Regions from separate parts of the Homo sapiens genome. Here region 1 is linked to region 2. Evidence: chromatin loops called from intact Hi-C (ENCODE). Cell type or tissue: HCT116. All regions are shown on one strand. Links, peaks and the distances in the headings refer to the core of each region. The heading gives the core; the rest is flanking DNA. Region 1 overlaps DEFB123 (defensin beta 123). Region 2 has its middle 5.4 kb from the start of MIR3193.

The links. Hi-C counts contacts between places; a loop is a spot of excess contacts. Peaks named below come from ENCODE experiments on the same cell type or tissue, not always from the same donor. Only the 100,000 strongest peaks of a DNase experiment are listed, where the experiment ranks them.
Region 1: it touches region 2 in a loop (7-fold over the local background); 13 of 110 quality-filtered maps call a loop at or near these places.

What each region holds. Positions count from the first base shown.
Region 1 is chr20:31,449,656-31,455,033 of GRCh38, forward strand. DEFB123 (defensin beta 123) reads left to right here. Exons shown (of 2, transcript NM_153324.4): 2 at 374-602. The coding sequence ends at 519. Among named protein-coding and RNA genes, the nearest start is that of DEFB123, 12 kb to the left of the region's middle. In HCT116, for the core only: no CTCF peak of the experiment used is centred there; no DNase peak of the experiment used is centred there.
Region 2 is chr20:31,609,912-31,615,289 of GRCh38, forward strand. No RefSeq gene overlaps it. Among named protein-coding and RNA genes, the nearest start is that of MIR3193, 5.4 kb to the left of the region's middle. RefSeq lists a cis regulatory region at 612-1,210. In HCT116, for the core only: a CTCF peak has its summit at 3,115 (motif pointing left); DNase peaks (open chromatin) are centred at 790 and 3,110; H3K4me3 peaks cover 629 bases; H3K27ac peaks cover 2,890 bases.

The DNA of each region.
Region 1 (5,378 bases), core at 136-5,135, 160 kb before region 2:
TCCTCGGGGAAACTCAGGTGGGAGAGTCCCTTGAACTGGGAGGAGGAGGTTTGCAGTGAGCCAGAATCATTCCACTGTACTCCAGCCTAGGTGACAGAGCAAGACTCATCTCAAAAAAAAAAAAAAAAAAAAAAAAAGACAATCCGCACACATAAAGGCTTTATTCAGCTGATGTACCAAGGTCACTCTCTCAGTCAAAGGTGGGAAGCAAAAAAACAGAGTAAAGGAAAAACAGTGATAGATGAAAAGAGTCAAAGGCAAGGGAAACAAGGGACCTTCTATCTCATCTGTTTCCATTCTTTTACAGACCTTTCAAATCCGGAGCCTACTTGTTAGGACTGATACTGTCTCCCTTCTTTCTGCTTTGTGTCAGGTGGCACCCAAAGATGCTGGAATCTTTATGGCAAATGCCGTTACAGATGCTCCAAGAAGGAAAGAGTCTATGTTTACTGCATAAATAATAAAATGTGCTGCGTGAAGCCCAAGTACCAGCCAAAAGAAAGGTGGTGGCCATTTTAACTGCTTTGAAGCCTGAAGCCATGAAAATGCAGATGAAGCTCCCAGTGGATTCCCACACTCTATCAATAAACACCTCTGGCTGATCCCTGCGTTTGCCTGTTAGTGAACCCCAGCAGCTCCCAGGAGTGCCTTTCGGGTGGTTTGGGATGTCACAACTGTTTTCACAATAATAATAAGACATTTTTTAATTTTTTTTTTTTTTTGAGATGGAGTCTTGCTCTGTCGCCCAGGCTGGAGTGCAGTGGCGCACTCTCAGCTCACTGCAAGCTCCGCCTCCCGGGTTCATGCCCTTCTCCTGCCTCAGCCTCCCAAGTAGCTGGGACTACAGGTGCCCGCCACCACACCCAGCTAATATATATATATATATATATATATATATATATATATATATATATATTTTTTTTTTTTTTTTTTTTTTTTTTTTTTTTTTAGTAGAGACGGGGTTTCACTGTGTTAGCCAGGATGGTCTTGATCTCTTGACCTTGTGATCTGCCTGCCTCGGCCTCCCAACATTTTTCACTTTTTTAAGCTCTCTCGTTCACAAGTGTATAGGGGAATTTTCTGGAATCTCCATGACATATAATGACATAATTGTTCTGGCAGCTGACGAAAGATGTGCTTATGTGCTCTTGTGTAGAATTTTTTAAGGTAGAAGGCTCAAGGTATAAGTATGCTCATTTTCAGAGATTCATGCAATTTGTTCTCAGTAATTCTACTGTCCTCTTACAAACTATCTTTGGTTATATTATTAACTGTAATAATCAATCTCTGTACCTTCATTATCATATAATAAGTCATTACTTTGAAATCCCACAACTTACTTTGTACCACAAGAAATAAGAACACTTTATCGTCTTGGTTTGCAGAGGTATTTTGTTCTAATTTTTTATTTTTTATAGAGATAGGGTCTCACTTTGTTACCCAGCCTGGTTTTGAACTCCTGGCCCGCCTCAGCTTTCCAAAGTGCTAGGAATACAGGAATGAGCCACCACTCCCACGGGGACTTGCAGAGGTATATTAACAACAGTCCTAGCTGTCTAACAGAATAAAGGACACGCTCTCCCTTAAGGAAAAAATAACACCTATTCTAGTCTCTATAGTTCTCTTAAATACAATTTCTGACATATATACAATTTTAAAATTATAAGACATGCACAGAAGCAGGAAAATATGACCCATAATCAAGAATAAAAATAATCAATTAGAATCAGACCCAAAGATGGTGATACAGTTTGGATCTGTGTCCCCACCCAAATCTCATGTTGAATTGTAATCCCCAGTGTTGGAGGTGGGGCCTGGTGGGAGGTGATTGGATTATGGAGGTAGATCCTTCATGAATGGTTTAGCACCATCCCTTTGGTACTGTTCTTGTAATAGAGTTCTCACAAGATCTGGTTGTTTAAAAGTATGTGGCACTGTCTCGCTCTTCACTTCCCTCTGCTCTGACCATGTAAGACAGGCCTGCTTCTCCTTCACCTTCTGCCATGCTCAAAAGTTTCCTGAGGCCTCCTCAGAAGCCTTCATGCTCCTTGTACAGCCTGCAGAACCATGAGCCAATTAAACCTCTTTTTTTTTTTTTGAGATGAAGTCTTGCTCCTGTTGCCCAGGCTGGAGTGCAGTGGCATGATCTCGGCTCACTGCAACCTCCACCTCCCGGGTTCAAGTGATTCTCCTTCCTCAGCCTCCTGTGTAGTTGGGATTACAGGCGTGCACCACCAAGCCTGGCTAATTTTCATATTTTTAGTACAGACAGGGCTTCATCATGTTGGCCAGGCTGGTCTTGAACTCCTGACCTCAGGTGATCCACCCTCCTCGACCTCCCAAAGTGCTAGGATTACAGGCGTGAGCCACTATGCCTGGCCTAAACCTCTTTCCTTTATAAATTACCTGGTCTCAGGGTTTTTTTTTTTTTTTGATAGCAGTATGAGAACAAACTAATACAGATGGAGTAGTTGTTGGAATTAACAGATAACCTTAAAATAACTATTATAAATATGTTAAAGAAATTAGAAGATTGATAAAATGAATGAAAAGATGAAGAATTTAAATACACAGAAAAATAGTGTATAGTGTATTGTTTTCCACCTGCTGCATTACAAAACCACTCCAGAACTTAGTAGACTAAAATAACAACTATTTGTTATTTTTCACAATTCTGCTCATTGATTAAGTGGTTCTTCTGATATTCTCACGAGGTCATTCATGTTACTACATCTCTCTTCACGTAGCCTCTCCACCGCAAAGAAGTTAACCTTGGCTTCCTCTATGATGGCTGGGGCCAAGAGCCTCCCAAAGTGCTAGGAATACAGGAATGAGCCGCCATTCCTGGTCTTGCAGAGGTATATTAACAACAGTCCTAACTGCCTAACAGAAGAAAGGACATGCTCTCCCTTAGGGAAAAAATAACACTTATTTTAGTCTTATAGTTCTCTTAAATACAATTTCTGACATATATGGGTAAACCTCAACATCCAGCATTTCTCAAATTTCTGTTTGTATTACATTTGCTGAAGTCCCACTGGTAAATCATATGCCAGTCACTGTGAAAGAGGACTACATAAGGGCATGAATACTAAGAGGATGATTCATTGCATGATGGAAACTCTAAGAATAAATTGGGCCTTCTAAACTGAGACATGCTAAAATTAAGAATTTATTGGATGGTAAGCCAGGCGTGGTGGCACATGCCTGTAGTCGCAACTACTTGGTAGGCTGAGGCAGGAGGATCACTTACACCCAGGAGTTTAAGTCTGTAGTATGCTATGATCATGCCTGTGAATAGCCACATGTGCACTCCAGCCTGAGCAAAATAGCGAGACCCCACCTCTTAAAAAAAGGAATCTATTGGATGGGTTTAACAGCAGAAGATAGGGCATTGTGGAAGAATGAATCAGTCAACTCAGAGACAGATTAGAAGATATACAAACCAAAGCACAGAGAGAAAAAATGCAAAACGAGCATAACAGAGTATGAGAGACTTATGGGACAATATCAAATAATCTAACATATATATAATTAAGTCCCAGAAGAAGAGATGGGAGACCAGGCACAGTGGCTCACACATGTAATCTCAGCACTTTGGGAGGCTGAGGCAGGAGGATCACATGAATCCAAGAGTTCAAGACCAGCCTGGACATTATAATGAGACCCCCTCCCTATTTTTTTTTTCTTTTCGAGATGGGGTCTCACCATGTTGGTTGTGAGCTCCTGGGCTCAAGCAATTTGGCCTGCCTCAGCCTCCTAAAATGCTGGGATTACAGGAATGAGCCACCATGCCCAAACCCCACCTATCTCTATTAAAAAAAGAAATTAAAGAGGGCAATGAGGAAGAAGAAATATTTTTAAAAGATAATAGTTGAAAAATTTCCAAAATTGTTGAAAGACATCAATCCACAAGAAATTCAGTGAACTCCAAAGCAGCATAGACACAAAGAAAATCAAACCTGCCAGGCATGGTGGCTCAAGCCTGTAATTCCAGCACTATGGGAGGCCGAGGCGGGCAGATCACCTGAGGTTAGGAGTTCGACACCAGCCTGGCCAACATGGTGAAACCTCATCTCTACTAATAATACAACAATTAGCTGGGCATGGTGGCACGCGCCTGTAAGCCCAGCTACTAAGGAGGCTGCGGCAGGAGAATCGCTTGAACCTGGGAGGCTGGAGGTTGCTGAGGTGAGATCCTGCCACTGCACTCCAGCCTGGGCAGCGAATGAAACTCTGTCTCAAAAAAAAAAAAAAAAAAGAAGGAAAGGAAAGAAATCAAACCCTAAACATATCACAGTCAAACTGCTAACAATTAAAAGAAAAAGTGCCTCTGGAGGCTGAGGCAGGAAAAAGGCGTGAACCCGAGAGGCGGAGCTTGCAGTGAGCAGAGATCGCTCCGCTGCACTCCAGCCTGGGCGACAGAGCGAGACTCCGTCTCAAAAAAAAAAAGAAAAAGTGCTTCTCAGTACCTATGAATATTTCATACAAAACATGTTCAAGAATTTATGGAAAAAGTTAGAAAACCTTATTGAAATACAATATAAAAAGCCTAAATTAATAGAGAAACATATTATGCTTATGAATTAGAAGTCTCAATATCTTAAAGACGTCAATTCTATACTAATTATTTCCTAGATTCTATAAAATTCCAGTAAGATTTGTTCATAACTTGTTCAAAATTGTGTATATGTAAACAAATATTTTGTTAGGGACATAAACATGTATAATAAAACTTTCAATAAAAGCTAAGGAGATAATAAATACAAATTTAGGATAACAGTTACCTCTAAGAATATAGCAATAGGAAGGGGTAATGGTGATTTTTTTATCGCACAGTAGACAGTGAGGTGTTCTGGATGTGAGGTCCAAATTTGTCTTTGTGATAGCTGGTGTTATTGAGCCACCTGGAGGCAATATTGCTGCAGTTTAAATATTTAGGATCCTGGATGGGGATGTGGGAGGGAAGGGCTGGATGAACCTTCCAGAATGTCAGCAGTGATTCCTGGAGTCTTCCAGTTAATGGCACCCAATAACTAAATGGGCAAAAGATGCATGGGAGATTGGCCTGTGAGAACACTGAGGACTTGGGGATGGATCTGCTATCTCCACGTGCAAAAGGATTTGTTAATCTGGGAGTTCCTCTGAGATCTAGCCCTTGTCCATCTCTTTGGTTGCCTTTTTTTTTTTTTTTTTTTTTTGAGACAGAGTCTCACTCTGTCGCCCACGCTGGAGTGCAGTGGCGCGATCTCGGCTGACTGCAAGCTCTGCCTCCCGGGTTCATGTCATTCTCCTGCCTCAGCCTCTTGAGTAGCTGGGACTACAGGCGCCCACCGCCACCATGCCCGGCTAATTTTTTTTTTTTTTTTTTTTTTTTT
Region 2 (5,378 bases), core at 208-5,207:
CATAACTCAGATAAATGCAAGAAATATACACATATCACAATTTTTGCAACCCATATTGGGGAATGTCTATTTTTTTTTTTAAGACAGTTTTCCTCGTCACCCAGGCTGGAGTGCAATGGGGCGATCTCGACTCAACCGCAACCTCCGCTTCCCAGTTTCAAGCAATTCTTCTGCCTCAGCTTCCCAAGAAGCTGGGATTACAGGCATATGCCAACACGCCCAGCTAATTTTTGTATTTTTAGTAGAGACAGGGTTTCACCATGTTTGCCAGGCTGCTCTCGAACTCCTGACCTCAGGTGATCTACCCTCCTCAGCCTCCCAAAGTGCATGAGGCCACCGTGCCCGGCTCTTTTTTTTTTTTTTTTTTTTTTTTTGAGACAGAGTCTCGCTCTGTCGCCCAGGCTGGAGTGCAGTGGCGTGATCTTGGCTCATTGCAACCTCCGCCTCCCGGGTTCAAGCAATTCTCATGCCTCAGCCTCCTGAGTAGCTGAGATTACAGACGCGCACCACCACATCTGGCTAATTTTTATATATTTAGTAGAGACGGGGTTTCACCATGTTGCCCAGGCTGGCCTCGAACTCCTGACCTCAGGTGATCAGCCCTCCTCAACCTCCCAAAGTGCTGGGATTACAGGCGTGAGCCACCACACCCGACCCATGCCAGTCACTCTTATTGAGCACCAGGAACTGCCAGCCAGAGAGAGCTCCCTGCTGCCCAGTGTCACACACAGCAGGGCTTCCTGGTGGCAGGCAGGTCTCACATCCTAGCATGGCTGCCGGAAAGAAAGGAGGTGAGTCACAGGGCCAGGCCAGGAGCTGGGCGAGGCTGGGGCCAGGGTCCAGGCAGGCGCCACTTTCCAGGAAAGGGAAGGGAAGAGGAAACCAGAAGGCCAGGAGGAGCACAGGGAGGGGCGAGGGTGCCCTTATCTCCCTGGACCTGCCCTGGCTGGTGCTGCTTCCTGCTGCAACTCTTGCAAAACCTCGTTCCCAACGCTGTCCTCAAGCAGGGTGCCCCAGGCCAGTACAGGGTTGCATCAAGGCCTTGTGCAAGGGGGGTTAAAGGGAGGACAGTGGCTGGGAGCAAAGGCAGGGCAAGAGGCAAGGCAAATGCGGGTTCTAGGCCCAGTGCCACTTCTGGTTGGGCACCTGCTTCACCTCCTGGGCTCTTAGGATCCCCAGCATTTTTTTTTTTTTTTTTGAGACGGAGTCTCACTCTGTTGCCAACCTCTGCCTCCTGGGTTCAAGCAATTCTCCTGCCTCAGCCCCTCCAGTAGCTGAGTCTACCGGTGTGCACCACGACGCCCAGCAATTTTTGTATTTTTAGTAGAGACAGGGTTTCTACATGTTGGCCAGGTTGGTCTCGAACTACTGACCTCAGGTGATCCACCTGCCTTGGCCTCCCAAATTGTTGGGATTACAGGTGTGAGCCACTGCACCCTGCCATCCCCAGCATTTTTTTTTTTTTTTTTTTTTTGAGACAGAGTCTCCCTCTCTTGCTAGCCTGGAGTGCAGTGGCAGGAGCTCAGCTCACTGCAACCTGTGTCTCCCAGGTTCAAGTGATTCTCCTGCCTCACCCTCCCAAGTAGCTGGGGTTATAGGCACGTGCCACCACGCCCAGCTAATTTTTGTGTTTTTAGTAGAGACGGGGTTTCACCGTGTTGGCCAGGTTGGTCTTGACCTTCTGACCTCGTGGTCTGCCCGCCTTGGCCTCCCAAAGTGCTGGGATTACAGGTGTGAGCCACCATGTCGCCCAGCCTCATTCCCAGCTTTTAAATGGGTGTTATACTCACCGTTTTGAGGTTTCAGTGATATCATCCCAAACCTTTGCACTCCTCAAGCCTCAGGCTAGGCCATTGTACTTCTACCTGTGAAACTAGCCCCAACTGGTTCTTTCAACAAATAGTTTATAAAGCTTCTACAATATACTAGGAACCGGGCCCCAGGAGTTAACAATTCAGATACAAATTCTTGCAGTCTTGGAACTTACATTCTTAGTGGGAGACACGCAGTAGATAAATATGCAGATGTGTAATCAGAGGTGCATTTACCTGGAAATTACTTAAGCTTAAACTTCAAGCCTCCTCACATGGAAAGAGTATCAGCCATGTGTTAGCATGATTTCTGTGTGTTTTGCAAGATTTGCAAAATGTTGTATTCTTTTCCTTAGAGGCTGCACAAACCTAGATCCTCTTCTTTATATATAGACGAGACCGAGCAGGGCCCAAGCTTGAAGGCATAGCTGCAGAAGACAAAGAATCGTGTCTGTGGGTGCTGTTCGTTGCTTGGGTTTGTTTTGTTATTTTATTAATTTATTTTTATTTATTTATATATTTTTTGAGACAGTTTCCTCCTTGTCACCCAGGCTGGAGTGCAATGGTACCATCTCAACTCACTGCAACCCCCGCCTCCTGGGTTCAAGCGATTTTCCTGCCTCAGCCTCCCAAGTAGCTGGGGTTACAGGTGCCTGCCACCACGCCCAGCTAATTTTTTTTTTTTTTTTAATTGTGAGACAAAGTCTCGTTCTGTCACCAGGCTAGAGTGCAGTGGCGCAATCTCGACTCATTGCAACCTCTGCCTTCTGGGTTCAAGCGATTCTTCTGCCTCAGCCTCCCGAGTAGCTGGGACTATGGCGTGCACCACCACGTCCAGCTAATTTTTTGTATTTTTAGTAGAGACGGGATTTCATCATGTTGGCCAGGATGGTCTCCAACGCCTGACCTCAGGTGATCCATCCGCCTCGGCCTCCCAAAGTGCTGAGATTACAGGCGTGAACCACCGGGCCCGGCCTGTTGTTGTTTTAATAGAGACGGGGTCTTGCATGGTTGCCCAGGCTGGCCTCAAAATCCTGGGCTCAAGCAATCCTCCCGCCTCTGCCTCCCAAAGCACTGGGATTACAGGCGTGAGCCACCCTGTCCGGCCCGGTTTTTGGGTTTGAGACCCTAAAATCTCTGGGCGGCAGAGAAGAGCTGGGAAGCGGGCCAGCGCTTTCCAGAGCACCTGGTCTCATGCAGCTGCAAACGCAGGCGCTGTGCCCGCCCCCGTCTTCCTTTGGCCACCAGCGCCCCCTCCCGGGCAGAGCCCGGGCTATGCCACCGTGGGCGAGAAAGGCGGCCTGGTTGCGGCGAGAGGCGGAGGCTGATGCCTTGGTGGCCTCTAGTGGACGCCTTGGGAACTGCAGTCAGAGCTGCAAGCGTGTTAGGAGAGTGAAGAGTTCTGCGCACATGTAAACCCTCAGCCCCTTCTCTCAGGCCCCCTTTGGCTACCGTTTCCCCCATTCTCTCATCCTCTTTCCTCTTCCTTGCTTGTGACAACCCCCTATGAGCCTCATTCCCTCCCTTTTTTTTTTTTTTTTTCTGAGATGGAGTCTCGCTCTGTCGCCCAGGCTGGAGTGCAGTGGCACGATCTCGGCTCACTGCAACCTTCGCCTCCAGGGTTCACGCCATTCTCCTGCCTCGGCCTCCGGAGTAGCTGGGACTACAGGCGCCCGCCACCACGCCCAGCTAATTTTTTGTATTTTTAGTAGAGAGGGGGTTTCACCGTGTTAGCCAGAATGGTCTCGATCTCCTGACCTCGTGATGCGCCCGCCTCAGCCTCCCAAAGTGCTGGGATTACAGGCGTGAGCCAGCGTGCCCGGCATTCCTTCCCTTTTAAAGGAGGAGATCTTGGGCTAATCTTGGAAATTTCTTTTCTTTTTCTTTTTCTTTTCTTTCTTCTTTCTTTTCTTTTCTTTTTTTTTTTCTTTGAGACGGAGTCTGGCTCTGTCGCCCAGGCTGGAGTGCAGTGGCTCGATCTCGGCTCACTGCAAGCTCCGCCTCCCGGGTTCACGCCATTCTCCTGACTCAGCCTCCCCAATAGCTGGGACTACAGGCGCCCGCCACCGCACCCGGCTAATTTTTTTGTATTTTTAGTAGAGACGGGGTTTCACCGTGGTCTCGATCTCCTGACCTCGTGATCCGCTTGCCTCGGCCTCCCAAAATGCTGGGATTACAGGCGTGAGCCACCGCTCCCGGCTTTTTTTTTTTTTTTTTTTTTTTTGTAGCCCAGGCTGGAGTGCAGTGGCGCGATCTTGGCTCATTGCAAACTCATCTCCTGGGTTCAAGCGATTCTCCTGCCTCAGCCTCCCGAGTAGCTAGGATTACAGGCGCCAGCCACCACGCCTGGCTAATTTTGTATTTTTGGTAGAGACGGGTTTCTCCATGTTGATCAGGCTGGTCTCGAACTTCCGACCTCAGGTGATAAGCCTGCCTCAGCCTCTCAAAGTGCTGGGATTACAGGCGTGAGCCACGGCGCTCAAGCTAATTTTGTTTTTTGTTTTTGTTTTTGTTTTTTGTTTTTTGTTTTTGAGGCAGAGTTTCACTCTTTCGCCCAGGCTAGAGTGCAGTGGCGCAATCTGGGCTCGCCACCAAGCCTGGCTCATTTTTTGTATTTTTAGTAGAGATGGGGTTTCACCATGTGGACCAGGCTGGTCTTGAACTCCTGACCTCAGGTGATCTGCCTACCTCGGCCTCCCAGAGTGCTGGGATTACAGGTGTGAGCCATCACGCCTGGCCTAATCTTGGAAATTTCTTTTTTTCAATTGTGAAATGTATCACACCTACAATAGAGCAGATATCACACGTCTGCAGTTTAAAGATAATAATAAAACCGGCCAGGTGCGGTGGCTCACGCCTTTAATCCCAGCACTTTGGGAGGCCGAGATTGCGCCACTGCACTCCAGCTTGGGCAACAAAGACTCTGTCTCAAAAAAAAAAAAAAATGTGTGTGTGTGTGTGTGTGTGTATATGTGTGTATATATATGTGTGTGTATATATATGTATATATGTATGTGTATGTATATATGTATATATGTATATACATATGTATACATGTGTATATATGTATATATGTATATACATATGTATACATGTGTATATATGTATATACACATGTATACATGTGTATATATGTATATATACACACATATATGTATATACACACATATGTATATATACACATATATGTATATATATAAAACTATAAAACACACAAGTACCAGCCTCTCTGCTTGAAATAGAATATTAGTTCATTTGAAGCCTGTGTTTGCCCTTCAGGATAAAATCCCCATAAGATTTTACCTCTTATCCAGAACTTTGTGTTAATCAATTGCTTGTTCTTTTATTTTTTTTCACATATGTACAAGTATGCATCCTTAAACAATCCATTACTTGATATTACCTGGTTTTGCCTTTTATATAAATAAAATCATATTATATGCAATTTTCTGCAACCTGATTTTCTCATGCAACATGAATTACATGAGAGTCATCCATGTTGATTTCTTGCCTTCATTCATTCATTTCCACCACTTTGTAGTATTCTTTTTTTTTTTTTTGAGATGG